Linked DNA regions of Mus musculus: regions 1, 2, 3, 5, 6 and 7 are each linked to region 4. The links are chromatin loops, found by intact Hi-C in ENCODE. Cell type or tissue: heart. All regions are shown on one strand. Region 1 holds the start of Rgs6 (regulator of G-protein signaling 6). Region 2 overlaps Rgs6 (regulator of G-protein signaling 6). Region 3 has its middle 30 kb from the start of Rgs6. Region 4 overlaps Rgs6 (regulator of G-protein signaling 6). Region 5 overlaps Rgs6 (regulator of G-protein signaling 6). Region 6 has its middle 9.1 kb from the start of Rgs6. Region 7 overlaps Rgs6 (regulator of G-protein signaling 6).

What was found. Peaks named below come from ENCODE experiments on the same cell type or tissue, not always from the same donor. Only the 100,000 strongest peaks of a DNase experiment are listed, where the experiment ranks them.
Region 1: it touches region 4 in a loop (3.0-fold over the local background); 12 of 42 quality-filtered maps call a loop at or near these places.
Region 2: it touches region 4 in a loop (7-fold over the local background); 13 of 42 quality-filtered maps call a loop at or near these places.
Region 3: it touches region 4 in a loop (2.1-fold over the local background); 2 of 42 quality-filtered maps call a loop at or near these places.
Region 5: a loop joins it to region 4, with 6 times the contacts of the local background. A loop is called at or near these places in 7 of 42 quality-filtered maps.
Region 6: a loop joins it to region 4, with 2.7 times the contacts of the local background. A loop is called at or near these places in 12 of 42 quality-filtered maps.
Region 7: a loop joins it to region 4, with 2.1 times the contacts of the local background. A loop is called at or near these places in 2 of 42 quality-filtered maps.

Annotation. Positions count from the first base shown.
Region 1 is chr12:82,614,799-82,618,798 of GRCm38, reverse strand. It overlaps Rgs6 (regulator of G-protein signaling 6), which reads right to left and starts at 1,874. Exons shown (of 17, transcript NM_015812.4): 1 at 1,416-1,874. In heart, a CTCF peak has its summit at 1,904; no DNase peak of the experiment used is centred here; H3K4me3 peaks cover 2,418 bases; H3K27ac peaks cover 1,413 bases.
Region 2 is chr12:82,699,236-82,703,235 of GRCm38, reverse strand. All of the region lies in intron 2 of Rgs6 (regulator of G-protein signaling 6), which reads right to left. Among named protein-coding and RNA genes, the nearest start is that of Gm22149, 71 kb to the left of the region's middle. In heart, a CTCF peak has its summit at 2,145 (motif pointing left); no DNase peak of the experiment used is centred here; H3K27ac peaks cover 573 bases.
Region 3 is chr12:82,585,237-82,589,236 of GRCm38, reverse strand. No RefSeq gene overlaps it. Among named protein-coding and RNA genes, the nearest start is that of Rgs6, 30 kb to the left of the region's middle. In heart, a CTCF peak has its summit at 2,445 (motif pointing left); no DNase peak of the experiment used is centred here; H3K4me3 peaks cover 395 bases; H3K27ac peaks cover 759 bases.
Region 4 is chr12:82,944,450-82,948,449 of GRCm38, reverse strand. All of the region lies in intron 2 of Rgs6 (regulator of G-protein signaling 6), which reads right to left. Among named protein-coding and RNA genes, the nearest start is that of 1700085C21Rik, 7.3 kb to the right of the region's middle. In heart, a CTCF peak has its summit at 1,719 (motif pointing right); a DNase peak (open chromatin) is centred at 1,759; H3K27ac peaks cover 1,005 bases.
Region 5 is chr12:83,016,264-83,020,263 of GRCm38, reverse strand. All of the region lies in intron 3 of Rgs6 (regulator of G-protein signaling 6), which reads right to left. Among named protein-coding and RNA genes, the nearest start is that of Gm31308, 14 kb to the right of the region's middle. In heart, a CTCF peak has its summit at 2,046; no DNase peak of the experiment used is centred here; H3K27ac peaks cover 1,289 bases.
Region 6 is chr12:82,605,861-82,609,860 of GRCm38, reverse strand. No RefSeq gene overlaps it. Among named protein-coding and RNA genes, the nearest start is that of Rgs6, 9.1 kb to the left of the region's middle. In heart, no CTCF peak of the experiment used is centred here; no DNase peak of the experiment used is centred here.
Region 7 is chr12:82,812,998-82,816,997 of GRCm38, reverse strand. All of the region lies in intron 2 of Rgs6 (regulator of G-protein signaling 6), which reads right to left. Among named protein-coding and RNA genes, the nearest start is that of Gm22149, 43 kb to the right of the region's middle. In heart, no CTCF peak of the experiment used is centred here; no DNase peak of the experiment used is centred here.

The DNA of each region.
Region 1 (4,000 bases), 330 kb after region 4:
CTGAAATTTCAGAAGGTGAATGAAGAGCAAAGTTAAGACTATGGAAAGAAAAACACCTTCACCGGAATACCTCCCGACAGCTGACATTTCTAAACTCTACAGCTGCTTTAGGGAAGGAAGGAGTTAGTGGAAGGAAGCTTTCCCCACACTGGAGCTTACAGTGCCCAAGATCACCTCGGTAGCTACACGATTTAGATTAACAGCCCTAGCAGCGAAAGAACTCAAACAATTTATCATCTCTGCAGTACCCGTGCATAAAGGCTTTGGCTTACAAAGGTGTGTCTGTGGGAACTGTCCTGTTTCCCTCTGTTCTCCACTTTGAAGGGATACGTCCCTTCTAATGCAAAGTAAGTTCAGAGCAAGAATAAATATAGAAGTCACAGAAACTTTCAGGCAGCCCAGATCCAACTCCACACAATTGCCCATCTACCTAGTTGTGAAACTGACTTGTGGGAGCCTTGTTTATAGTGTACTATCCTCGGACAGCAAAGGGCTTCGACGCATCGCGCACATACTGGCAACCCATCCTCTAACAGCCTGATAAACACCAACCCAGGTCTTACTCTCCCATTCTCCCTGGAGAGAAAAAGATGAAATGGTGGGCTTTAACCTCCTCCTGGTTGCCTTTCAAGTTTTCCTTTAGGGCTGCTAAAGGGCTTTTATCAGAACTTACCTACAGGTCCAGTTTCTAAGCAGGCACTGATGCTGCGAGAATAATTCCAAACCAACGAGATTCAAAACATGTTCAATTTATTTGCAGACTTAGAAATGCCACTGTCTCCGTGAGAGAGAAAACGCACCCACTTTGTCAAATTAAAAAAGAATGAAAACCCGCAGCTTTTCCTCTGAACAAATTTAAATTTTCTGGGTCACTTCCCTCATCACACTTTTTAAGCAGCCTGACCTGCTCAGAAAAGCCTATACCTACCGTCTGTGAAAGCAACTCCCAAGCCTCAGACCTCACCACCCGCCCCTGCGGTCCTCACCTCACCACGGAGCCTCGCCCTTTCAACCCACAAATCGGGAGCTTATTCTCAGGAAAAGTTGCTGGAGGTAGATTCCCCCACCTGCGCTCTCCGAGCGGATGGCTGGGAAGAAGAGAAAGCCTTCGGGGCCCCGCACGCCCTCCAGGCCCAGGCTCGGAGCGCGTCCCACCCCAAAGCCGGGAAGGCGATTTCCACGCAGACCTGCACCCATCCCACACAAGTCCGCATGCCAGCTCGCCGAGTCACTTACGTAAGCTCGCCCTGCACAGTCCCAAACTGCAGACACACACCCGCACCTGTCACGCATCCGAAATGGACAAGCGCCCACCCCCGAGGAATGCAAGCCACACAGATCGGGGCGCGGGTGCGGCTTCCATTCCTTTTCCTCCGGGTTCTTTTCTTGTCCCTTTTTTGTCCAACTACAATTACCTTAGCAACCAAAGAATTGTCTCGACTCGCTCCGGCGTCTCAGTTTCTCCTAAAGCCCGGCTGGCGCCCGGCTCATGATAAGGCTGGGGAACCCGGGAGTCGCCAGCTCTCGGGGGGTGGAGGAGCGGCCAAATCTGTCCGGGCACTGCTCTCCCGAGTGTCGCCTTCTCCTCCTCTTCCACCTTCTTGGTGCCACTCTACGAGGCGGCGACCGCAGGGGGCTCAGCGAGCACACTGTACAGCTCCGGACCCGGGAGGAGGCGCGGCGGGTCTCATGGTGCCAGGGCGCGGGGCTCCCGGGGTGTTTCCCTCGCCCCTCGCTGGTCCGGACCGGAACCGCCCCCTCGGCGCCCGCAGCAACAGGGACCCCGGGGCGCCCCCGGGCGGAGTTCTTGGCCACCCGGTGGGGGCCGATCGCCAAGGAGCTGCCCGGAGTCGCGCAGCCCAGGCGCTCGGCTCGGCCGCTGCCGCAGCGGCGCCCGCTGTCGGGGACCCAGAGCAGCTGCAGCCTCGCGCCGCGCACCTGGGCGCCCGCACCTGGCCTGAGCCACGCGCTATGAGCGGGACCCTGACACCTGAGCACGTTCTTAGGTCGCCGCCGCCAGGCTCACCTGTCCCGGCGCCGCCCGGGGTACGGATCAGGCCCTGTGCAGCAAGCGAGGAAAAAAATAATCTGCAGATTCCAGGCAACCGAGCAGCTACCTAGAAAACTGAGGGACTGTGTTAAACAAGCCAAGGCTCCTCTCCTTGCTGCCAGGATGACCGTGTACTGAAACTTTAGTGGCGCCAAGGTGCTCACGATTCTGGCCTGAGGTGCTGTCCCGGTAGCTTTTGAATCCCTCACTGACGTGGGGCTGGCGCCCTCTAAATTAAAATGAGCCAGTGCGTTCGTCAGAGATATTGTTGCTAATCTCGTGGTTTTATTTATTCAACGTTTACACCACACAGCGTTGGGAGCGCTTTGTGGTTGATACTATCTTGAAACAATACAAAAGGGAATCTAAGGGGGAAACTATGCACAATATCCTTGGGCAAGAAGAGAAGCTTTGACATTCAAATGAACAAGGGTAACTTGAATGGACATTTTAACCTGAGAGTCCTGAAACGTGATTTTTGATGACTTATGACTGGGTTGCAGATGTAGCTCACCTAATATAGTGCTTTCCCCAGCACTGAGTAAACCCCGACAGAGATGGTATCCACCTGTAATACTCAGGGGCTGGAAGCAGAAAGAACAGAAGTTCGAGGCCAGCTTTGGCTACTTAGGGAGTCCGTGAGTCACACTGGACTACATGAAGGCCTGTCTCAAATTATTTTAGGGAACTGTAGTTGGAGGTAGGACAAGGTGGTTGGTACTAAATAGTTACCAGTAGATGTGTATGTATGTCAATGTTACCAACACCAATAATAAATCAGTAATTTATACTTTAGTGTATTAATCACAGAAAAAAATAAATAAATTACTCCAAGTCATTGGGGATGAATGATCTGGACTCTTCATCTTTATGGCTCTGGGGGTGAAAATTTAAAGTTTCCTTGGCAATATGCATGTTTGTCAACACTGCTGTGCATAAATATGCAAATAACAAAGAACATCAGTTAAAGGTAAATAGATTCTTCTGAATGTAAATCCATTCTTCTAAAATGGCAGATTGTTAAAGATGGCTTCTGATTGAGCGAGGCCCGAGGACAAGGCTGCTAACTCAGAAGGTGGCCTTGGGTAGGATCCAACCCCTGTAAATAACACCTATAACCATGGATTTCTATAATATACTGATTCAAGAAAATAGACATGTCTGTGTTGTTTCCTCACATAAAGCTAGTGTGCTAGCCACACTAAGAGTGACCTGTTTTTAGGAACTGTACTCTGAAGTCTGAAGGGGTCAGTGAGTGTAAGTTGGAGATAAGATGTGCCTAGGAACCCTGTGTGTGCCCTATTGGTAGGGGTAAGCACTTTAAGTCAGAGGTGGGACCCAGTAGAAGGAAGCTGGGTCCATGGAGGGGTCCCACTGAAGGGTGTATGATGAGACTAGCTCCTCCCTCAGTCTCCACGCAGTATACAGGTCTCCTACCAGCATCCTCCAAGACAGTAGCTTGAAGCACAAGACCAAAAAACCATAGGCTAAAAATCTCTGAAACTTGACGCCAAAAGAAGTCTTTCCTTCTTGTAAATTGTTTGTCTCCAGTATTTTGCCACTGGGAAGAGAAAGTGCCTAATACACAGTCATTTGTTACTTATTCACAGATGGTTGGAAACTAGGAACACCCAAATAAAGTGAACAAACGAACTAGTCTGTCCACCTGCTCGTGTAATGTGTTTTGTAATTCAATATGACTTCAGAAGAGATGGCTTAAAAAGATACACTGAGGTATAATTGTTCTCTTCGCCAAGATGAACAACAAAGACTTTGTCTTCATTTAATTTTATGTGTATGGATGTTTTGCCTGCATGTATGTGTACCCTGTGTGTGCAATACCAGCTGGAGGCCAGAAGAGGTGACAGATCCCCTGGGACCAGAGTTAGAGCTGGTTGTGAGCCAGAATGAGGGTTCTTGGAACCAAATTCAGCACCTCTGGAAAAGATG
Region 2 (4,000 bases), 250 kb after region 4:
CCAGAAGATGTTTCAACTGGTAAGAAGGACACAGGCTCCACTATGTTCATAGCAGCCTTATTTATAATAGCCAGAAGCTGGAAAGAACCCAGATGCACCTCAACAGAGGAATGGATACAGAAAGTGTGGTACATTTACACAAGGGAATACTACTCAGCTATTAAAAAGAATGAATTTATGAAATTCCTAGGCAAATGGATGGAACTGGAGAGCATCATCCTGAGTGAGGTAACACATTCACAAAAGAACTCACATGATATGTACTCTCTGATAAGTGGATATTAGCCCAGAAACTTAGAATACCCAAGATATAAGATACAATTTGAGAAACACATGAAACTCAAGAAGAATGAAGAAGACCAAAGTGTGGATACTTTGCCCCTTCTTAGAATTGGGAACAAAACACCCATGGAAGGAGTTACAGAGACAAAGTTTGGGCTGAGACGAAAGGATGGACCATCTAGAGACTGCCATACCCAGAGATCCATCCCATAATCAGCCTCCAAACGTTGACACCATTGCATACACTAGCAAGATTTTGCTGAAAGGACCCTGATATAGCTGTCTCTTGTGAGACTATGCCAGGGCCTAGCAAACACAGAAGTGGATGCTCACAGTCAGCTATTGGATGGATCACAGGGCCCCCAATGGAAGAGCTAGAGAAAGTACCCAAGGAGGTGGGGGGATCTGCAACCCTATAGGTGGAACAACAATATGATCTAATCAGTACCCCCTGGAGCTCGTGTGGAGCTCGTGTCTGTAGCTGCATATGTATCAGAAGATGGCCTAGTCGGCCATCAGTGGAAAGAGAGGCCCCTTGGTCGTGCAAGCTTTATATGTCTCAGTACAGGGGAATGCCAGGGCCAAGAAGTGGGAGTGAGTGGGTGGGGGAGTAGGTGGGGGAGGGTATGGGGGGCTTTTGGGATAGCATTGGAAATGTAAATGAAATAAATACCTAATTAAAAAAATTCAAAAAAAGAAATCAAAATTCTATAATTACTAAAAATGTCACTACAGATCTATTCATTTGATTAACCCTGTACAATTCGGTGTTCACCTAACAAAGACCTGAGCCTAACATGCAGAGATAGTGGCATAGCAGTGTTGAAGGAGATGCTCACACACTGGTCTCAACCACACGGGGAAGGTGGCTCTTACTGGTTCAAGGAAAAGTCCAGCCACTCTGCTCCTTTGCCTCTTCTCATCCTGGCAAAGCGATAGTGCTCCAGTTCTATGTAGACTTAACCCACCTTCTCTCAGTGTCCTTCCTACCAGATGTGCTTAGGGAAGGACACGTGTGCTCTCTCCAGCATCACTGTCCCCGATCTGGGCATTCTGAATCTCCATCACCTTCCATTAGTTTTCTGAGTGCCGAGAAGCCTTGGGCTAAGTATTTAATCTTTTGCAGTTCTTCGAGAATGGCTGAGAGCTGAGCGAATCTTCTAACTCTAAAGTGAACAGCAGGATTCCATATCTATATGACTTGGCTTCGCATTACCTGAATTTCTTTAGATTGTGGTCCCTGGATCCCACTGCCTGGGCCACATTAGGCTGCATTATTCATAAACTGTGATGCAGATTACTCTATGGCCTATGGGCACGGAGCCCTGGACCAGGGCCCTCTCTGTGTCACCCACTTGGTCTCTGCTTCTCTTGAAAAGCTGAGTAAACCTGCCAAGCTGGTTTATCTTCACTCCTTTGTGGGCCTACCCTGAGAATTCCACTTAGAAACCACAGACACGGACCCGAAATCCACAGGGCTACCAGATACTTAACCCCGAGACACCGAGAGCTGGGCACAAATCTGCACGTGGTTTTGGGAGGAGTTTCAGAGAAAGCAGAGAAACAACAAGGTATGTGCCATCTTGGAGGACCAGCAATGGCTCACAAGGAATCCACCCAGCTAGCCTAGCTAGAATTCACTTCCAAGAATATAGCCCTAAAGGAAAGCCTTCTGTAAGAATACTGTGTGCCTGTAAATTTGACCTAAATAAGAACAGTTGGTGCCTGTCACACAGCTGAGTTCTCTATGCACAGTCAACCTGTGATGGACCCTGATGGACACGTAGGAGAACAGTTTGTCTCTCCCATCTGCCATAGTCAGGGCCTCATTTGCTCCTGCTCTAGGAAGGCACCACCTGGTGGTCACTACCAGAAATGACAACACGCACTTTGCCAAAACTTTCCACCTCTCCAACTACCACACTTTACATTCATTCAACAAAATTCTCCTGAGCCCTTATCATGGGCCAGAGAGTGTGGGAGGTACAGAGACACCAGTAAGATAAGACTCGGTGGCAGGATGCAGAGAGCTTATCGCCAGCGCAACTGAGCCAAGAAGACAGAAGAGTAAGGTCTAACTTGGACCACATCCTTGGTATCCCAGCCTTCTATTAAAGCCCCTCTTTTGCCTGAGAAGAATTATTAGCACAAATGGCTCTCCTTTCTACCTTATTCCTCCCACCGCTGTCATCAATCTTCCCAGTCATTGCCAACCAGGGCCCTTTCCAGTTTTAAATCAACTGTCTTGCTAGGTCTTTCCCCAAGGAAACCTAAAATGACAGGGGCCCTGCATTCTTTATTTTCACTGGAGTTTTAACCCCCTCTGAAGGCGTCTCCTCTCACTCTTACGCTCTCCTTTCCTCCCTCAAAGAAGCAGGTGGGTGGTCAAGACACAAGGGACCCCCACTCTCATCAGAACTCTGATTTCGACATCCTGTGACACATTCTAGTGAACCCACTCCTTTTAATCTGTGGGGATGATCTGACTAATGTAAGGAAATAGCCACATTTTAAATAGAGTCCCTAATAATGACTCAGACGGGCGTCTGGACAGGGTTCATGCCATTGTGAATCCGAAAATGAGTCGCAGCTATTAAAAAAAGGAAATTGGCTTTCTTGCGTAGCTGGAGGCAATTTAGAAGAAGGAGCTCTAGCGAATGGGTTTGGAGCCCTGGCGAGTGCTCATGAAATGAGTTTCTGTGTCCTAAGTCCACTGCTTAGGAAAGTTGTTCTCTTCAAGGTGTCCAAGTTTTCTCAGCAGGTAAGATCACGGGTATAATAAGAACACTAAGGGTACCAATGAGAAAGATGGGTTGATACAGTGAGAGCCATGGGTACTTGGGGGCCAAGGGCATCCTCTAAAGTTGAAATTGCCCTCAAACAGGGAAGCCACCCTTTCCAGTGGAATGTGGAGGCTGGAGTCACAGACTGGCATGGAGGAAAGAAAGAAAGGATATGGGGCGTGAGCCAGGATAGATGTAGTGTGAGCTAGGGTAGATGGGGGCATGAGCTGGGATAGGAAGCAGGTGTGAGCTTAGAAGAAGCAACTGCTCTGACTTTTCACCTGCATCCCCAAATGTGCTCTCCCAATATCCCTTCCCGAGATAAACTATCACCCGGAAGCCCCAGCCCCCAAAGACACTTTCCAGCCAGGCCTCCTCTCCTCCTCAGATCCCATGTCACTCCTTGGCACCATCTGCTTGTTTGCTGATGGGTTGATAGACTGCCTGCAAGGGGGATGGCTGTGTGCTGCTTGCTTCCCATCCCTGTACCTAAAACAGTTGCTGGCACACAGTAGCTGCTTAATAAACACCAGTTGTTATTATCGGCACACTTTGCACAGAGCCTAGAAACTTGAGGCTGACTCCATAAACATTAGTATTTATAGGTGAGTATCTCCAGAAACTAGCAAAAGGAGGAAGGCAGCTGGGCGGCACCGAACCTCGGAGAACAGTCTGTGACTTGCCAGCAAAAGGAAGAAAAATGAGGGGATCAAGCAGAGTCACAGAGATTAATAAGTGTGGCCCCCTCTGAGACAGAGCTAAGCCCAGCCAGCTGGAGAGGTCTCCCTCCACAGTATGGAGCCCCGGACCTGTCCAACTGGCAGCACAGAAAACAGCGCAGTGAGGTTAAGACCGTTCATCCTGGGAGAGGCCAGAAGTACTGAAGGGAGAGGGGAAAGGGGAGGTACTTAGGCTAAGTCAGTGTTTGGCTACCA
Region 3 (4,000 bases), 360 kb after region 4:
CTAAAAATAACCTGGACGCCTGCCTTCCCCAGCCCCCACCACCACCCCCCCCCCCCCCGCACCACCACCACCCCAGCTTCATCTTCAGTGCCTGCTCATGCTGAAGATGCAGGAGGGCTGGAAAAGGCTCCTTGGGGTCCAGCACCAGGGATGTTTGCTCGGATAAACATAACTGAGCGTTGCTCTGCTCCCGCACGCATCAGTGGACCTGCCACCTTCAGGCTCCTGTCACATTTACACTCGAGGAGGCTTGAAGGTGACGATGGATGGATGGGTGATTCCTGTGCAAACAGGCTTTGTGGATTTCAAGCTGCCGCGCCTCCTTTTTCTTTCTCTTTTACCTTTTTTTTTCTTTGATTTTCTGTATGACCTAGGCTGACTTCACCCCCTTGCCTCCACTTTCTGAGTGCTGGCTCCCAGGTGTGTGCCGCTATGCCTAGTTCCGATTTCAACTGTAAGTCCCTCTGGCCTGCACTACTGCCAACTTGACTCAACCCTCTTGTCATTTTTTTTACCCTCCTTCCTGCTCTTCTCGCCTCTCCACCCTCCCCACATCACAGTGTCACCAAAACAACCATACCCCACCATCACCATCATTGCCACCATGCATTGAACTTGTTCAGCCACTTTCTGTGGCTCCTAGAAAGACCACATCCTTGCCAGAGCCACAGCAAGGACCTTCCTGAGCTGTTCCCAAGCTTCTTCAGTCCCCCTCCCTCCCTGGGGACTTCCCGTTCCTACTCAGGTCTTCTAGTACCTTCTGCCGACCATGCCCCAGGAATCTTCTGATCTCCATGCATGCAAGGCCATCCCTTTGCCCAATTCTGACTGATGGTTCAGACCTCAATGTTTTCAAAAAGGATGCTCACTCCCAATGTCACAAACAAGTCCAAATCCCTTCATCTGTCTGCTTCCATCCTCTCCTCTGCAGGACAGATCTGGGCTGCATTTGCACATTTGGTCAATGATTAATTGATTAACGGGATTAACTCTCCAGAGAGCAGCCCATGAGAGCAGTAGGCTACATCTGTTTGTGCATGCTCAGTACCCAATATGCTGCCTGGCATTCTTGAAATGTCCAGTAGTCATAGAGGGAGCAGGGCTAATCTCCAGACAAAAATTATTTAAGGCTTGTATGACTTGTGAGGTTTGGGTGGGAGCAGCGGTAGGGGTGGGGAGATCCTGAGTCAAGAGATGTATTAACACAGCAGCAAACAGTACAGTAGGGGTCTGAAGGAAGACCCTTCGGTTCTGACAGACAAAGCAAGGTGTCTAATCTTAAAGATTTCTGAGGGAAGAGGAGATCTCACATCACGAGGAGGTATTAGCCAATATGCAACCTGTACTGTACACTGCTACAGTATGGCAGGACTTGGCTTACAGGAGAGGGTAGGTGGTGGTGTCTGCATGTCCTAGTTTCACAAAGGAAAAATTAGCATAGCTAAGCCAAGCCGTTGGGAACACTCCCCTCCCACCCCCAGTCTTGCCCTGTGAACTGATTCCTGGCCCTACACTGGCCAGGCCTCAGTCCTTTGGTTGACAATGTCCATACATAACATTTACTCCCTAGAACTGTGGGATTTCATTAGTGTGATGCTTGTCATTATAAACTGCTTCCCGGAGAGCAGGTACCCTGATGAATTCCACCTGGTCTCCCAAGCGAAACGAAACGACTTACTGGGTATAATGGCTCATGCCTGTAATTCCAGCACTTGAGAGACTGAGTCTCTCAGGAGGTCAAGGTCATCCTGAGCTACGTAGAGATCTGTGGCCAGTCTGAGCTACATGAGACCCAAAGGACCAGCAGGAAGACTCAGGGGGTAACTCTGCTTGCTGCTAAGCCTGAGGCCTAAGCTTGAGCTCAGAACCCACGTGATGAGGTGAGAGAAATCACTGCCACAAGTGGTCCTCTGACTTCCACACATGTACTGTGATATGCACACGCACACACATACACAAATACATACATACATACATGCATACATACATACATACATACATACATACATACATACACACATACATACATACAACTTTTTAATTACAGAAACACAAAACCAAAGAGATCAAATATTGTTTTTTTTTTAATTGGGTTGAAATGCTTATCTTTTAATAGTTCAATCCAGATGAATCTGGGGTGGTCTCTTGTATCCTGGAGATTTGTGGAAGAAGAGCGGAGTGGAGGATGGGGAATGATACAGGAGGAGCCTGGATGTAACTTTATCCATGAAGCTTTAAGAAAACTGAAGGATGAGCTAGAGAGGCAACCCAGGCATCAAAGGCTCACCTCCCAACCGAAATCTCAAGAAATCCAAGGCAAAGAGAACAGTTACAAACCAGGCACAGGACAGCAGAGGGACCAGAGACAAGGGGAAGAGACCTTTCCTCCCTCAACCATAGGAACCAGTCCTTTGTTTGGGGATGAGGTGGGCCTGTGCCCTCTGCTGGACAGACAGCGCCCCGGCCACCTGCGCTAAAGGAGTAGCAGCCATCAGCAGCTGGGAGATCCAGCCCACCCTGTGAAGAATGAGCTATTATTGTCACAATCTTGAACTTTCTTAAGTGTTTTTTAGTTGGTGATTGCCGTAGGGATATGCAGAGCTCCATGAGAAATCTACAAACGTTGTGACATTTGTCTGCCGGCAAGTGACAGGAAAGCCAGCTTCCTCACGGCAGGCATGGGAACAGGGTCAGATCAGGGTTCAGAGAGCTGCCAGAAGGGAGCTACTATTTTGAGGTCACAGGGCATGGGAAAGGCTTATTATTTTTCCAAGTTAGCTCCTGTGCCTATGTTCTTACTCCTCCTTCAGCCTCGAGTATCAAAACTGTCAGCCAAAGAAACAGTCCTCACATTAAAGAGACGGTTTATTCTGAAGTCAAATTGTGAGTGTGGTTAGAAAGCACAGATCCGAGGTTCCCCAAATGCCGTGTTCTAATGATGTAGCAATCCCATGGGCTTTTTTAGAAACAGAACAAAGAAGGCCATAAAACAGCAGTTTTGACTACATGGATGGGTGTATCAGGTAGACAGTTATAGGAGACAGCAAAATTTTGCTATTGGCCTTAGATGCTATGTGTGGATATTCTCAGCTCCTTGGTTATTTGAAATTGTCTGCTTGTAAGTCCCAAGGAATTTACCTAATTGTCACAAAGACATTAAATCACATAAAGAGGAGGACAATAAGTTGCTGTTAAGTGGGTAAAAGATACCCACAAGATATTTTTTGCTTTTGAAGATAGGGTTTCTCTGTATAGCCCAGGCTGCCCTGGAACTCGCTCTGTAGACAAGGCTAGCCCTGAACTTACAGAGATCTGCCTGCCTCTACCTCCCAAGTGCTAGAATTAAAGGTATGTGCTGCCACTACCACCCAGCCTCCTAAGATATTGTGACTCTAGACTGGCTACATTCCAACTTCTCTACATCATTTAGTTCAGCCAATCAACCTTTGTAATCACAGCTTTTTCCCCTGGGAGTTCTTATTTGCATACCTATCAATGACCCCACTAAAATTAAAGAAATCCTTTGAAGTATTTGTTTAATGGCCCAGATGCGACACTGGCATGGAATGACATAAGACAGATAAGTTTACCCTACAAGAGAAGAGCAGGCCATGTCGAAATCCTCCTTTCTCTAAGAGAAGAGGGGGAAAGAGGGACATGTTTAACTAGTTAGTGATGTTCTGGTCAAATATATGGTTCTGATCTCTGATTTGTGCTGAATTTTTGTAAATCTATAGCCCTTCTAAAACCACGGAAGAAAGAGAGAAGTTAAGTTTATCTACAGCCATACCGCCTTGAATGCACGGATCCTGTTATATCTCAGAAGGCAAGCAAGGTTGGGCCCCAGTTAGTTAGTACTTAGATGGGAGAATGTAAGTCCAAATTTCCAAAGGGCAAAGAGTTAAATTTTGAGCTGATTCATCTGACACTTGCTCAGTGAATAAATGGGGGAGAAGGGTAAGGATGCCCAGGGCACAAGGCCAATGGCCATGTTCCAGTG
Region 4 (4,000 bases):
TCAGACAAGCTGGCATGTGCTTGTGATCCTGCAGGAGGGTCAGAAGTTCAAGGTTATCTTGAACTGAACAGTTTAAGGTCGTGGCTGAGAAAAGAAAAGGAGGACTCTACAGTCACTGTGATTGCTGTAAACACACAACATAGACGACTTGAAGGCAAGGAAGGGTTTACTTAGGCTCCTGATTTCAGAGGTCTCGGGCCACAGTTGCTTGGCCCTGTGTTTGGACAGAACGCTATGGTGGTTGGGAGTTTTTGTGGTATATAGGAAGCCCATAGAGGAGGCTAAAGCGCCAGGGACAATATGTCCCTAAAGACCTGCCTCTCAGTGAGTCACTTCCTCCTGGTAGCTCCCTCCCCCTAAACATTCCAGAACTTTCCAAAATAACTGTATCAGCTCATGTCCAAACCCTCAGGCCTCACCACATGAACCTTTTTAGGGGAAGGAGGATATTTTCTATCCAAACTCCAACAATGTCTGATAGACCCCTAACCAGGGAGCTTTACTCTTCAGAGGATTCTGCTTTTGTGGACCAGTTACCTGATGGACATCTCTGTTGGGTTGTTCCCACCAACCACTCCCAGTCCCAGTCCCGGGCCCAGGCTACTGCGGTGATGCTTGAGCTATGCGGCACTACTGCTTTGAGTGACAGGTAGATCCAAGGTTGTCCTTATTGATGAGCCAAGAAAGTCAAGCCATTCCCCTCCCATTTACACAGATCGTGTTTGAGCGGAACTCAATGAAACCGGTTTCAGACGCTCCTCCATTAGGCTGAGAGAGTGAATGAGTTTCTACTTGCTGTGAGAAAATGGTCCTAAGTGATGTGCTCCCACTCAGTGTCTGTGCTCTGCTGTGGCTACAGACTGGCGGACACTAACACAGACCTAGAACCTACTTTTGAAAACAAGCCACAACTGTGAGCGCTGGACACCTGTTTGTAAACGAATGGCGAGAGTTAGCGTTAGGTACCAAGCTTGGCTGGACACAGGCACCCAGCTGTTTGAACATTATTCTGGTGCATCTGGGAGGCTATTTCTGGGAGGAGGTAAACATTTGACTGGGTAGACTGAGTCAGGGCATATTGTCCTCCTTATTATTATATAGTGCTTTTGATAACTACCACTATGGAGACCCCATTCATTAAGAGCATAAAGAAGCTGGGAAAAGGAAGAGGGAAAAACTCCTTCCTCCAGATGCACATCAGCCCATCCTGTGTCCTGAACACACATATTTACACTGCATTTGAAGCTTCAGTTCTACTTTTCCAGGCCTTGGATTCACACTGCCAGCTCTCTTATGTCTTAAGCTTGCAGACTTACATTGCAGACCTTGGGATTTGTTGGTCTCTATAACTGTACAAGCTAATGCCTCCTGATAAGTCTGTTTTCTTCAAACATATATGTACACACACATATATGTTATGATAAATATTACAGATACATGTATACAATATTTGAAATGTGTATAGAATATACATAATAATATAACAAGCTATACATCTACAAACATGAGAGGAGATATGGTGTATGCCTGTACTCACTGAAACAGTTTTCTCCCCTTTATCTGTAATAGTGGGAAGGGTTCTGAGAGAATTTCACTAAGGAAACATCCTCCTGATGTAACTGCATTCAGGTAAATTTAGAAGTCAACTATTTATTCAGAGAGGATCCCTAAGCCAAGAGGTGAGCTTTAAAGGAGGCAAATGCTGCAGTTTTGAAAATGGCCTGCAGAGGGCACCGTTAAAACAATCTGGTGGGAAAAGAAGTCCGCTCAACACAGAAGGGAAAGATCTGCCTTGTTGGCAGGACCTACTCACTTTCTAGACTCTAGATTTGGGCGATTTTCAGAATCTCAGCCATTTTTAATGTCATCGTTCTGCTCGCCTGGGTTTTGCAGCCTCCTCCTCCTCCTCCTCCTCCTCTCCCTTTTCTTCCTCCTTCTCTTCCTCCTCCTCCCCCTCTTCCTCTTCTTCCTCCTCCTTCTTTCTTTTTTCTTTTTGCTATTCCTTTTGTCTCCTTGGTAGTGGGAGGTGTGGGTGTCACGCTGCCCTTATTTGTGGCCACGGAAAGTAGAGATTGTTCAGCGAATACTTCTCAACACTGGCTTCAGATAGATAACTCTGGGGGGGGGGTCACAGGGTTACGAAGAGGAATAAGACACAGACCTCGTTTGTGAAAACTCTAAATCTAGTGGGCAAGAAATTCTGCTTAGACTTTTAATACAAAGCAGATGGCATACAAACAAATGACAATGTAGTTACATTCTCTTATATGGGAAGAGGGAAAGGACAGGATAAGTGAGGGACGAACAGCTGCCACCATAGCCTGCCTGCTGACAGAAGAACAGGGCTGTGGAGGCCAACGCAGGGAGCTCACTAACAATTGTGGGCCTGGCCATCACAACACAGGTAATGCAGTCTGGTAAGATGTCACCTGCGAGTGGATTGGCCTCAGCCTGGCTGGGGGCCGGGGGTTGAGCAAGGACTTGGGTGAAGAGAATAGGGGCTGGGTTGAAGAATTTGTGGTCACCTGGTAAAGAGCAGAAGTTAGAGGAGTGTTCACCATAACTGCCCTCTTGCCCATGTCTTTTTCCTTGGACACAGAGGCTCCCCACATTCTGCACAGGGCCTGCGGCAGAACTTTCTGCCTTTGACATAGCTGAGGTTCAAAATTTTCTCCCTTTTCCACACACTTGGAAGCTACAAACCATCCATCCAGCTATGGTGATTTTACAGGTGAATGTAGTTGCTTCCAATGAACTCATGTGACGCTCTGGGAAGGTTAAGTTCAAACTGAAGGCGTCCTAAAAGTATCGGTGAGGGCCAATTTCTTTTTCTCTTTCTTTCTTTCTTTCTTTCTTTCTTTCTTTCTTTCTTTCTTTCTTTCTTTCTTTCTTTCTTTCTTTCTTTCTTTCTTCCTTCCTTCCTTCCTTCCTTCCTTCCTTCCTTCCTTCCTTCCTTTCCTCCTCCTCCTCCTCCTCCTCCTCCTCCTCCTTCTTCTTCTTCTTCTTTTTCGAGACAGGGTTTCTCTGTATAGCCATGGCTGTCCTGGAACTCACTTTGTAGACCAGGTTGGCCTCGAACTCAGAAATCTGCCTGCCTCTGCCTCCCAAGTGCTGGGATTAAAGGCGTGTGACACCACCGCCCGGCTGAGGGCCAATTTCTAACTAAACGTATCTTCTTCCACGGAATACCTAGATCTCCCCAGCCCTGGGCTTCTATAGTGGATATAGTAACACTGTGAGCAATGCAAGGACTGTTCTGACCAACCTTCAAAATATCAACTAGAAAGAGGACCTGGGAGGGCATGAATGCCCTCAGTTGAGCCTCAGTGAAGGTGTTTTCCTCACAAGGGCCAGTTCAAGGCAGTTTTCAAACACATTAAACTGAACAATGAGGAAAGGAGTTGAGCCAGTAAGAATAAAAACAGAAGTCAAAAAATTACCACCTTCTAAGTTCAAATATAATAGAGCATCGGAAGTGTGAGAGTCGGGGAAACGGTTGGAAAACTAAGTAATTGTATCAAACACTGGACCAGGGACGGGATAGAAAGGATGTTTTTGTCCTGAGAATGAGCCCAACCGTGAATGGTTTCCTGAAGTTTATTGTGTAAGAACACTCATGATTTCAAAGCAGTCCAGTCATAGATTTTGTGCGGCTATAGGACCCTTGGCAAGAAAATCTCTCCTACTCTCTTAATGGATTTTATGAGATGGACCTTCCACAGATTTGTCAATTCCCAGTTCTTTGTGATTTCCCACACCAAATCAGACTTCTCGTTCAACTTTGAGTGAAAGGTTCCATTTGTCTTGACGGTGAAGAGTAAACACATTTTAAATGCCAATTCTCTTCATGCTTGATTTTTTTTTTTAATACAGCCTGAAGACTGACAGTAAAAGCAACAGTCCTGACAGGAGCGACCAGTAACTTTCAACAAATGCAGTCATTAGGGTCGTGTTTATACTCCTTGTCATCAGAGAAACATCTGCCTAACTAGATTTTTCT
Region 5 (4,000 bases), 72 kb before region 4:
CCTGGTGAGGACACACCATGGTATTGGTGGACCCCTACTCCCTGTTCCAAACACCAATGAGGGCTGAGGTCACTCTACCTAGGACAGGAGATGCTCTGTATTTCCAGGGCCAGCTCATAGGCCAAGAACTAAGCATTCATTCATTCATTCATTCATTCACTCATTCATTCATTCATTCACTCATGCATTCATTCATTCATTGTCGAAAGGAAACATAGGACTTAGCTCTCTCACTGGTTCAACTCTATCTAGCCTGTAAGGCCACATCCCCAAAGCTTGGCTTCAGACTTCTCATTTCCTTAGGCTTGGTTTTCCAGGATTGCAGATAGTAACAAAGAATTATTAGATTACCCTGCTGCTCCATTATGATATACAATACAGTATCAGACACCTTTATGTCATCCCATATGCTTATTTACACCAAAGTGTAACTCTCATGTAAGTCTGTACAATAATATAAGAGTTTCGTGAGGATTATGTGAGTTCTCTAGGAAGTATCAGTCCCATTTTCCAGATGAGGAATTGGAGTCTTGCTCCCTTAAGCACACAGAGAGCGGGTAGAAGCGTCAAGAGGGTGGCTACTCAGAGAAAGTTTGGTATCAGCAAGAGGGACCAGTGAGGACCACTTTCTCCCCTTTAGAGCCCCACTGTACTCCCGCTGCCTTGCTATTGTAGTAACATAACCGGTAGACACACTCTAGGAAGAGGTTTATGTTGGTTTATGGTTTCAAGGGATACACATGGTTCACCAGGCAGGAAGACATGTTACAGTAGTGGAAACATATAGCCTGGGATTCTCACACCTTGGCAGACAGGCTAGAGAAAGGATACACCAGTCTCAGATCAGAACCAGAGGTGATTATAGCTCTCAAGGCTCACCTCCCCATGATCCTCTGCTCCCAGCCTGGACCCAGACCCCAAAGGGTCTACAATCTCCTAACTGCCAGCAGCTGGGGACCAAGTGTTTAAATCTGGGGTAGGGGGACATTTTATGTCCAAACTGTAACATCTCTGGTTCTGAGAAGGGGCACACAGCTTTAGGTCTCAAACCCTGTGTTGGTCAACCCTTGAACCCCGGAGGCCAGGCAGATGTAGAGGCCTCTGGAGGGACATCACCCAGGCAGCTGAAAGTTGGGAGAGAGAAATTGCCTCAACTTCAAGCCAAGTCCCCTTGTAGTGGGAAACGGGAATCTGCTCACTGTGGATTCTGCTCTTGGGTGGCTCTCCTTTGCCACTGTACCTTGATATGAGGGACCAGTGTCACCTCTTACCTAGTTTGAAAAATGCAAACTACCGGGCGTTGGAGAGATGGCTCAGTAAAATGCTTGCTGCACGAGCGTGAAGACCCGAGTGAATTCCCAGCATCCACATAAAGGATGGGTGTATGGTACATACCTGGTACATACCTGTAAGTCTAGTTTTGGGGACCCGGACACAGGGAGATTCCTAGAGCTTACTAGCAGGTTAATTTAGCGGCATCTTTGAGCTCTAGGTTTAGTGAAAAACTTTGCTTCACAAAATAAAGCGGATATCGATTAAGGAAAACATCTTGTGTTGACCTTGTGTTGCATAGTGTATGCATACATGTTCATGTGTGTCCACACATGTATGTGCACATGAATACATGTGAACATGTATGCATAGGCTATGCGGACGATCACATTTTGTTTGCGAGATGAGTGTGACCCCGTTTCTTGTCTGTACCAGGCCGCCCAGACCACTGTGCTCTTCCCCTTCCCTCCGTGCTGCCTGCCCCCTTCTGTAGCTCCTTCCTCTCTCCAGCCCTTTCCCTTCTCATGGACTCTCTCCAGCCCTGGAAATTATGTGAGCTCCCCACATTGCCTGGACTGGCTTCACGGAGAAAAGAGATTCTTCACAAATTCAAAAAAAAGTCCCATCTTACAAAAGAATCTTGCCACATCCATCTTTTTGGCAGAAACAGCCTGTTGGCTTAATGTAGAAATGATTTAGGTTTGAGCGAGGAGGGCTTTGCTTCTGCCCACATTCTGTACTTTTAGTCCTTCTTGCTATGCAATACACAAAACCACCACACGGGGTCACTGTTGTCTTTGAAAGCCGCTTGAGTTGGTGAGCTGCTTTCTAAACAGACTGGGAATCTAGGATAGTGGTATTGATTTTGTATTTCACTTAAATTAATTATCATTGATGTTCTGAAGGCTACTTAACTTCTTGGTTAGAAAGGTACAGATCTGAAGTCTGTTTGATGTCATTTATAGTATTTTCCAGAAGCCAGAAATGAAGGTCAAGGGAAAAGTGTGGTTATAGTCACTTGTGAGGGGTTTTCAAGTGCTCCTGGAACTTCTGGGTCTATGGGTAAAATTACCACGTCAATTGTGAATGTCCAAAAGTTACAAAGGAAGAAATGTGGGTAGACAGGAAAGAAGTTTTAGACGTTAGGTGACAGTGGGAGAAGAGGCAGGAACCACCAAGCTTCTGGAGATATGAGAGAGTGACAATTGGTGATTAAAGTGGAACTAGGTCGTAGTTCATAGTGAAAGGAGACTGCTGAGCAGGGCCCCTCTTTCTCCTGTTTGTGCAGATCTCGATCCCCAAATCTTCAGCCTTTCTCCATATGAAATGGTGCTAATTCTTGCTGGCAGGCAGGGTCAAGCTTGGGTTATTACCAACTCGAAGAACACAACCGTAAATGCACAGAGAGAACTGGCTAACGAAGAAGCCATCCTTGGGCATCCTGGGAACCCAAGGTCCAAATGCTATGCAAGGGAGTACTGCAAAGGAAATGTGGGACAGTCTCCTTGGACAGGTCTTCCTGAATCTCATAGGTGCAGAGTCCCCGCCTCCAAATACTCCGCAGTGCTCATCTGCATCAGAGCATCTGGTTCCAGCCTTAGTGGCCAGTACCCAGCAGGAAGCAGACGTTGGCAGATTGAATTAAGGAGTAGATACACATACACATGGGGCTGCCTGTGGGGCATCTGCTCTCAGCTGAAATAGTGATGCTCACCAAACAGGATTTGGACTCTGGCGTTCTCATGTAATCAGGATCTTACGACGTAGGCAGCCTTGCACAACGGTTATTGGTCCCCCTTCTCTGCAGCCAGAGAGCCAGAGTTCAAAGCCTGACCGAGCAAGTTTCTCAATTCTCTGTTGCTCCTTGCTTCTTTAGGAAGATAAGGACACTAGCCATGTTGTATGGCTTCCTTGAGGGAGGGGGTGGGAGAGCTAGCCTTTAAACTTGGAAAAGCATGCAATTTGTGACATGTTCTCACTGAATGCTGGTTTCAAATAGTATTTTCACAACTATTCATTAAAATACAAATCTTGCTGGACTTCATGCCAGGTATCAGGATCTTAGCCCATTCAGACCTCTCATTCAGCTGGTGTCTGCTGCAGATGTCTGGGAGATGAACCTGGGTTAGCCACTCCCAGAGTGGGCCCTGCCTTCAGAACCTCAGACAGAACCACTGCTTGGCAGAGGCTGTGAGTGCATGGGAAACAGATTAACTTGCAATCATTTCAGCCCGCCACTGGCCATTTGCTAAATGGCATGGTTTGATATGGGAGTGTCCTCTTGCCCCTTGTTGGCGCCAGCCAGGCTTCTTATCAGGATGGTGTGACGGCTGAAAGTCACCCAACCCCTCATGACACACATCTTTCTCAGCAGATTTGCCCTTCATCTGCTGAGATTCAAGGACACAAGAAGAGAAGAAAATAATGAAATCAGGTAAGGAGAACTGCAGCGTACTGAGACCTTCTCTGGGGTCCAAGCTCAGCGACAGAAGCGTGATGTTGACACAGCATCTGCCCAGTGTTTCCCTGACTTCAGAGAATTCCCATGGAAGTCCTCTCTTCAAGACCTTGTTCTGATTTTCTTCTTTCCTTTCCCAGTTCTGTTTCCTGATAAAGAGGCTGTTTGAAGTTCAACAGTGGCAATGAACGACCATATGACCATGTTATGTGTGTCCTGTAGATGTCTCTGATGCTGCTGGTGGGGATTGGGGGGCGGGGGAGAGGTGGG
Region 6 (4,000 bases), 340 kb after region 4:
AAGGATGTCAGCCTTGATAGGAATCCAGCCCGGCACAAGATGATGTTCTGTTGACAACAGTGATCATACCTTAAAATAAGGGGGAAAAGGCAGAGCCAGCTACCACAGCAGAGACTGTGAGATAGAGCAGGCTTGCTTGAGGACAGACCTATGTCTCCAGCCATTAGGTCTAGCAAATCAAGTAGGAAGAGTTGATGAGATAGATATAAAATGGGTGTGACTAGGAGAGGCCAAAGGATATAAAATACATGCGATTGAACTTAGAGGATTTCCTGTGGCCGTGACTTTCTCTACAGAGAACAAATTAGAATGTAAACTTGTGGGAGAATCTTGACATGTGTTAAGTCACATATGAGCAAACATGGAGATGACCCCATATAAGTGTCCCAGGGTCATTCTGATAACATCACTATTAGAGTTCTCGTAAGAGGCACTAAGCTGGGAATTGGGAACTAACGTTTGTTTAATTATATCTTGCAACTGTTGGGTAGATGGCTCAGTGGGGAAAGATGCTTGCTTTGTAATGACGAAGACCTGCACTTGGACCCCCAGCACCGATGTTAAAAGCCAGTCACAGCTACATGTCTCCTTCTAATTCCATAGAGAACAGAGAGACAATGGCCGTGGGGACTTGACAGGCTAGCTGGAAGATAAGTGACATTCGGGTTCAGTGAGAGACCCTGTCTCAAAGGAATGAGGCAGAGATGGGTAGAGGAAAGCCAACATCCCCCTCTGGCTCCGTCATACATGCACAGTGGCACACTCATATACATGTACTATGCACACCACACGCAGAGAGATCATTTTATCTCCTATAAACATGCTTTGTACCCTCTGGCCAGCATCTCTCTACTGCTCACCTCTTAGTCTCCAGAATCGATATTTTTCAGAGTCCATATTTAGCCCACGTTATGTGTGTAATTGTCTGACTTGTTATATTTGGCATAATACTGTGTTACTACAAATGAGAGACTCTTTCTCTTCTCCCCCCCCCCTTTTTTTCCAGTTTTGTATGTGTACTGTGTTGCACCTGTTACACATGTGTGTTTCATTGTGTGTGTGTGCACATGTAAGGGGTACATGCACATGGGTGCTTGTTCACATGGAAACATGAAGTTAATGTCAGAGATCATCCTCAACTGTTCTTCCCCCTTATTCATTGAGGCAGGGTCTCTCAATCGCTAGTCAAAGCTGGCTTGCTCTGTGGATCCTGATTCTACCATCAGTGATTGGGATTACAGGTGAACTGTCATGCTCGTCTTTACATGGCTTCTGGAAACTGAAACTTCAGATACCATGTTTGTATACCAAGCGCTTTAACCACTTTTCCCCCAGCCCTAAATCTTTTTGTTTGTTCAGGAGGGATAATACTTTGCTGCATAGATAAATCATATTTTCTATCCACTCATTTGTTGATGGAGACTTAATTTGTTTCTGTGTCTTGGCTGTTGTGGCAATGAACATACATACAGACACACATATACATATTTTTGACCTACCAATTTCATATCTTCTGGGTTAATGCTCAGAGGAGATAGTCCTCGTGTTTCAACCTCCTGAGTGCTAGGAATTATAGGTATGTGCCACTACACCCAGCCCCTACTGTACCGTGCTAATTTGCATTCCCATCAATTGGGTACAGCAACTTCCTTTCCTCCACATCCTTGCCAACACCTCTCACTTTTGCCATTGAGATAACACCCATTGTAACTGGGTGATATGGTATCTCTGGATGGATGGCATTTGCATTTCTCTGACAGCTAATGGTGTTATTTTTTTTCATATTTCTACTGGTAATCTTGATATATTCTTTGGAGGAATAGCCAGTCAGGTACTTTGTTTACTTTTCAATGGCTCTATTTGTTTTCTTGCTATTGAGTTGGTTCTGTGTGTATTTTGGACACTGGCCTCTTTCCCAATCTATTTTGCAATCGCTCCCTCTCCCTCTCCCTCTCCCTCTCCCTCTCCCTCTCCCTCTCCCTCTCCCTCTCCCTCTCCCTCTCCCTCTCCCTCTCCCTCTCCCTCTCCCTCTCCCTCTCCCTCTCCCTCTCCCTCTCCCTCTCCTCCCTCTCCCTCTCCCTCTCCCTCTCCCTCTCCCCCATCTCCCTCTCCCTCTCCCCCATCTCCCTCTCCCCCATCTCCCTCTCCCTCTCCCCCATCTCCCTCTTCCTCTCCCCCATCTCCCTCTCCCTCTCCCCCATCTCCCTCTCTCTCAGAATTGTTGCCTCACTTGCTCTACTGATTGCTCCCCTAACTGTAAGAAGCTTTTTAGTTTGGTATAATTCCATTTGTCTAGTTTTTGCTTTTGTTGTCTATACTTTTGGGGCATATAAAAAAGCATTGCCTGGGCATTGATGTATTTTAGCCTGACTTCCAGCAAGACCCAAAGGCTTCCATTAGGTTTTATGTACACATGAGCAGACAGTGTATAAAATGCTTTAACCAGAAATGCCCTGAGTAGATCTTATTATTTTTACAAGAAAGAATTATCAGAAAAGCTTTTGAGGTCTTTTCAATTAACACAAAATACTTTCTTATTCCCATTTCTCTGTGTTCTGACCTATTTTCCAAAAGTCTGTTTCCTGCCTCTTCTTCAATTGACCTAGGCTCCATCACACACATTTAATTCATCAGCCACCCTAACCTAGCCCTCTCCTCACTGTTCTTAGTCTTAGCTCTTCCTCATTGTTGACATGATAACTCTTCTCCTTTTAAGAAATAAACACAACAGCTACCAAAAGTAGATCCCTTGCTAGACTCTTTGGTCTGGATAATGCTATGAGCCTGCCTCGCAGATGTTCTGTTGATGGTGCAGATCAATCAGGACCACAGGCTCCTCCTCTCTACTCTACAGACAAGGATCTCCTAGGCCTGCATTAATAAGAGGCATTATGGATTGCCTTGGCCTACAGCAGGACAACGAGTTATGCAAGGCTGAACTACATGTACAAATTTTCCATTTATTTGCAAATCATTCTGTTTTGATTTGGTTTGTGGTACTGGAAACCGAACTTAGAGCCTCAGATATGCTAGGCAAGAACTCTACCACTCAGCTACATATCTAGCTTACCCACATATAGTGTACTGCCATTCATTTTATCAATAGAAAACTAACTATAATATTCATCTTATGGAAATTGTCTTAGTTATTACTCTGGTGCTGTGAAGAGACACCATGACCAAGACAACTTACGAAAGAAAGCACTTAGTTGGGGGCTTGCTTACAGTTTCAGAGGGTGATCCCATGACCATCATGGTGGGGAGCATGGCAGCAGACAGGCAGGCATGATGCTGGAGCAGTTGCTGAGAATTTCCATGTTGAGACAACAACCAACCACAAGGCAGAGAGAGAAATAACTGAAATAGAATGGGCTTTTGAAACCTCAAAGCCCACCCCCTGTGACACACCTCCTCTAACAAAGCCACACCGCCTAATCCTTACAAAACAGTTCCAACATCTGGGGACCAAGCACTGAGACATATGAGTCTGTCTGGGCCATTCTCATTCAAACCATCACAAAAATTAACACAGCCTTCAATGTTGGTTGGATATATAGTTGAAGGTGTATATAAGAACTTTGACCCATACCACACTCATATAAACTTTATTATTTTTACTTTTCATTCTATGGGTATGTGTGTGATAGGTGTATGTGAGTGCAATACCTGCAGAGGCCAAAAGATGCCAGATTCCCTGGAACTGGAGTTACAGGCAGCTGCGAGCTTCCTGACATGGGTGCTGGGAACTGAACCTGAGTTCTCTGCAAGAGCAGAGAGTGTCCTCTTAACTGCTGAGCCATCTCTCCACCCCACATATCCACTCTAGATAGGGTACTCTAGAAACCTCAGGCAACTCCTTCAAGTAAGCATTCCTAGTAAGAGTGTTTCAAACATTAAATGCTACTCATGTGTCCATTAAACATCTCACACACACACACACACACACACACACTCATGCATGCACACACACACATCTCATTGACATATGGGTTTAAAAGCT
Region 7 (4,000 bases), 130 kb after region 4:
AGGCACTCGAGTTATACCCAAACATCTTCCTCCAGCCAGCTCTCTTATCTGACCACAGACCATGGAGACTCCGTGTATGGTGCTAAGGCACTTTCTCCGACTCTTCGGCACTCCTCCTATGAACAGGTAAGACTCCACGATCCGTCCCAAATGTGATGTCGTCATGGCACCATGCGGGAGGGCAGGAAGACAGATTGCAACAGCTGGAGGTGAAGGGTGACTTCAAGACACAACAGAGCAGATGCACATATGAATTCACGGGAAACTTACAGCACACTTAAGACCTGCACAAGCTCAAGCCAGACAAACTCCCAGCATAGATAAGGGGATATGGGCATGAAGTCCCAGCCTTAGCTGGGGGCTGGGGAGGGGGGGTGGCGGCTACTGGCATTTGTTTGCTGTTGGGAGAATGAAAGTCAATTTTCTGATATGGTGTGATATCTGACATACTGAACACACTTCAGGGCAGGTGCCAGACCTGAGAGGAGCCTGCTGGCACAAACTTGACTTAAAGAAAGAGACAGACAGACCAATGGACAGACAGAGAGAGAGGGAGCGAGGGAAAGAAGGAGGGAGGGAGAGGGAGGGAAGAGGGAGGAGAGAGGGAGGGAGAGAGAACAAACACATTTAGTTGGGTGGGTAGGGAGGTGAGGAAGGATCTGGAAGGGGTTGGGGTGGTGTGGGTATGAATATGATCAAAGTACATTCCCAAAGGATTCATGAACTCATTATTACTTTTAAACTTAGACTCCAGTTGCTCTCCTGAACACAGCCAGCAAAGTGACTCACCTCAGATGAGTAGGATGCAATGGAAATGAGGCTTAGTAACTTCAGAATCTACATCATCAAAGATGACGTAATCTCTCTGCAACTCTCACACTACAACTTACACTGAATCACAGTTACCGAGCTCTGAAGGAGCCAGGCATCCACATGCAAAGGACACTAGCCCTATCTCAGTATCCTCCAACATCCATCCTGGACACAACAGTAAGTAAGCTTTGGTGATCTCACCCTAGTCTTCAAGATACACACTCTAATGCCAAGAGAAGCAGAGAGAGCTGTCCACATCAAGGCCTGCCAAAATCACAATTTCATGAGCAAAATACTTAAAACCATAGCTTGTGAGTTTCTTGTACATTATGAGAAATCTGGAATGTCTAGCATCCAGCCATACTATCTTCCTAAGATCCATTTATTTGTTGGACCGAGTAACAAATGGCAACTTTATGATGTCGCTCTGATGTGCTTCAAATTCAATATGCTCTAAATAAAACTCAGTCTTTTCTCTGATCCTTATTTTATATCCGCTTTCTCTGGATGAATGCTACAGCCACGAGAAGTCAGGAGGTAGGGTTAACACTCTTACTCCATAAATTCAACTGATTCCAATTCTATTGATCCTACCTCCTTTATGGCTCTGAATTCCACCTACTCATCCTTTCCTCATTGTATCCACCAACTCTTTGCCACCTGGCACCCGAACTACAGTGTGTCCTAATGGACTTCCGGTCATCAATAATTTCTTACCTCTCTATGGCCTTGAACAATACAATACAAAACAATACAATACAATACAATACAATACAATACAATAGCTCCAGCAGTTGTTATCCTCTACCTCCCACTGCAGTTGGCTCTCATTCCATGTTCTTCCCATGTCTTATAGGCTCCAGCATGGTGACCTTGAACAATCTTTTTGTTGCCCCATCTATTCCCTTAACACAGAGGATTGCCAAGAGCTGTTTCTCTACCCACAAGACAATTCTACACCTATTTCTCAACAAATCGACGATTGCTCCTTAAACATAGCCTCTTCAGGGAAGTCCTTTGCTCCCAGACAGACAAGATTCCTCCATTATATACCTCAAGAGATGATGATTAAGGAAACTTCTCCTAGAGATATACACAATGAAAAGGAGGAGGAAGCTAGCTCTTTCTTCTACTCATTTCTTGTACTTCATTTGCTGGTTAAAGAACATTTGTTTCTTGTGGATGGCTTGCGCTGCTTGTACTTTTATGTTAATTCTGCTCTCCCGGGAGAGGTTGTCTGGAATGAAGAATGAGTCATGTACTCAGGTGGCTTCTTGTGAACCAGTCCCCTGGTGAATAAAGGAGCCAATCACTGGGCGAGTGGGTGAGACTTCTGGGTTGGATGGGGGAAGAGAGGAAGCAGGAGAGAGTTAGGTCCTTTAGGAATGGGGACAGCATATGGGCAAGATCTAGCTGCTAGAGTTTCCTGGTATCATGGCAGATCCACAAGGATTCGCTAAGAGGAATCAGATTTTAATAAGGCTTACAAGATTAGGTTTTAGTTGTTGTATCCAGAGGTTGAGTGAACATTGTTTCTGAACTAAGTTTTTGTTGCATTTTTCCTCATGTGGAGGCTCCTCTGGGTTCAAGAGAGAAAGGTACAGCAGCAAAGCATGAGTTTGCCTGATGTGCACCACAAAGGTCATGGAGGATTTGGAAGCATGGGACTGGCATGGTAACGACCCGCCAGTGGGAACTTAGTGAGCTGGGTGAAGACATTTTGGGAGTGTCGGGCCAGAGAGTCTCCATGAGATAAAAACAGGTTGGCCATTGCCCCCAGTGCATGGCTGGCCAGGCCGCCATGGCAGAGATTTGGCAGCACGAATGCTGGAACGAGCTGGTTCTTCTTTGTTTTTTTTAATATTTCCTGTAACAGTTTCTGCCATGGGATTATACATAAGAGACCGCCCCAACCATTTGGTCAGGAGGTTATATGGAGGTTAGCAAAATGTTTGTTTTAATATTGATACAATTTATTCCCACCATAAGAGTTATTATTACACTAATGATAGATTTATAGGCAGCAGCTCAGGCATAGGACTTTTACAGGATTCAAAGTGAAGAATCCCAGGGATCTATGAAAATGGAGACTCATCTTCAAAAAGATTTCAAGGTTACTGAGACATTGGAAAGACTAGGAAATTTTTTTTCTGAATAGCTTTAAAGAATGGTGGCCCACGGCCAGACATACAGGATCATTTTATGTTTACAGGGTCATCATAATTCCCAGGAGCTTTAGTCTAGAAATTTTTCATTGTCAAAAGTCAGAGAAAAAAAATATAGCCACAACAAATTGGTCTGAAGTACACAATTTCATAAGGCTACTGTCTTCCCACTTAATCTTATTTTTTTAAATAATTTCCATTTGACAATGTTTGGAATCATAAATGGCAAAAACAAAGGGAAAGCAAACTAATATAAAGTTAGCTGCTCTTGAATCAAAAGTTTGCAAAGTTGTAGCCCATGTTTTGCTTTCTACTCGCTTTCAACAAACCTAACCATATCCCTTGGAGAACTTGCTCTATTTTTGAGATTTGGAGTCCAACTCTCTCTCTTCTAAGTCTTATACACTGCATTCTCCATTCATTCCTAATGTATTGAAGCCTATTTGGCGTAAATGCTGTGCTAGAATGAAACCGCAGGCCTGATGGATGCCTCATGGCCCCAGTTGATACTTCCCATGCATTCCCTATAAGGCTAAGAACAGGGAAGAGGGTGGATAAGAGGGTGGATAGCAAGAGAAGGCAACATGCCTTGATGGGCTTGGCAGAGCAGACCTTCCTGAATCATTTGGCCATTTTTGTTCAATTACCAGTAAAGTGAGTGACATGAGGTATATAATAGAGGAATCTTGTCTGTCTGGGAGCAAAGGACTTCCCTGAAGAGGCTATGGTTAAGAGGAGATTGTTGGATAGTGGAGAAATAGATGCAGAATTGCCTTGTGGGTAGAGAAACAGCTCTTGCCAATCCTCTGTGTTAAGGGAGTAGATGAGGCAACAAAAGGGTGAACTTCAACTCAGTAGAAACTATACCATAAGTCCAGGGCATGATGAAAGGTTAAGAATATTAGTTTTGTTGGGCTGTGGTAGCATAGGCTTTTAATCCCAGCACTTGGAAAGCAAAGGCAGGCAGATCTCTCTGAGTTCAAGGACAGCCTGATCTACAGAGCAAGTTCCAGGATGGCCAG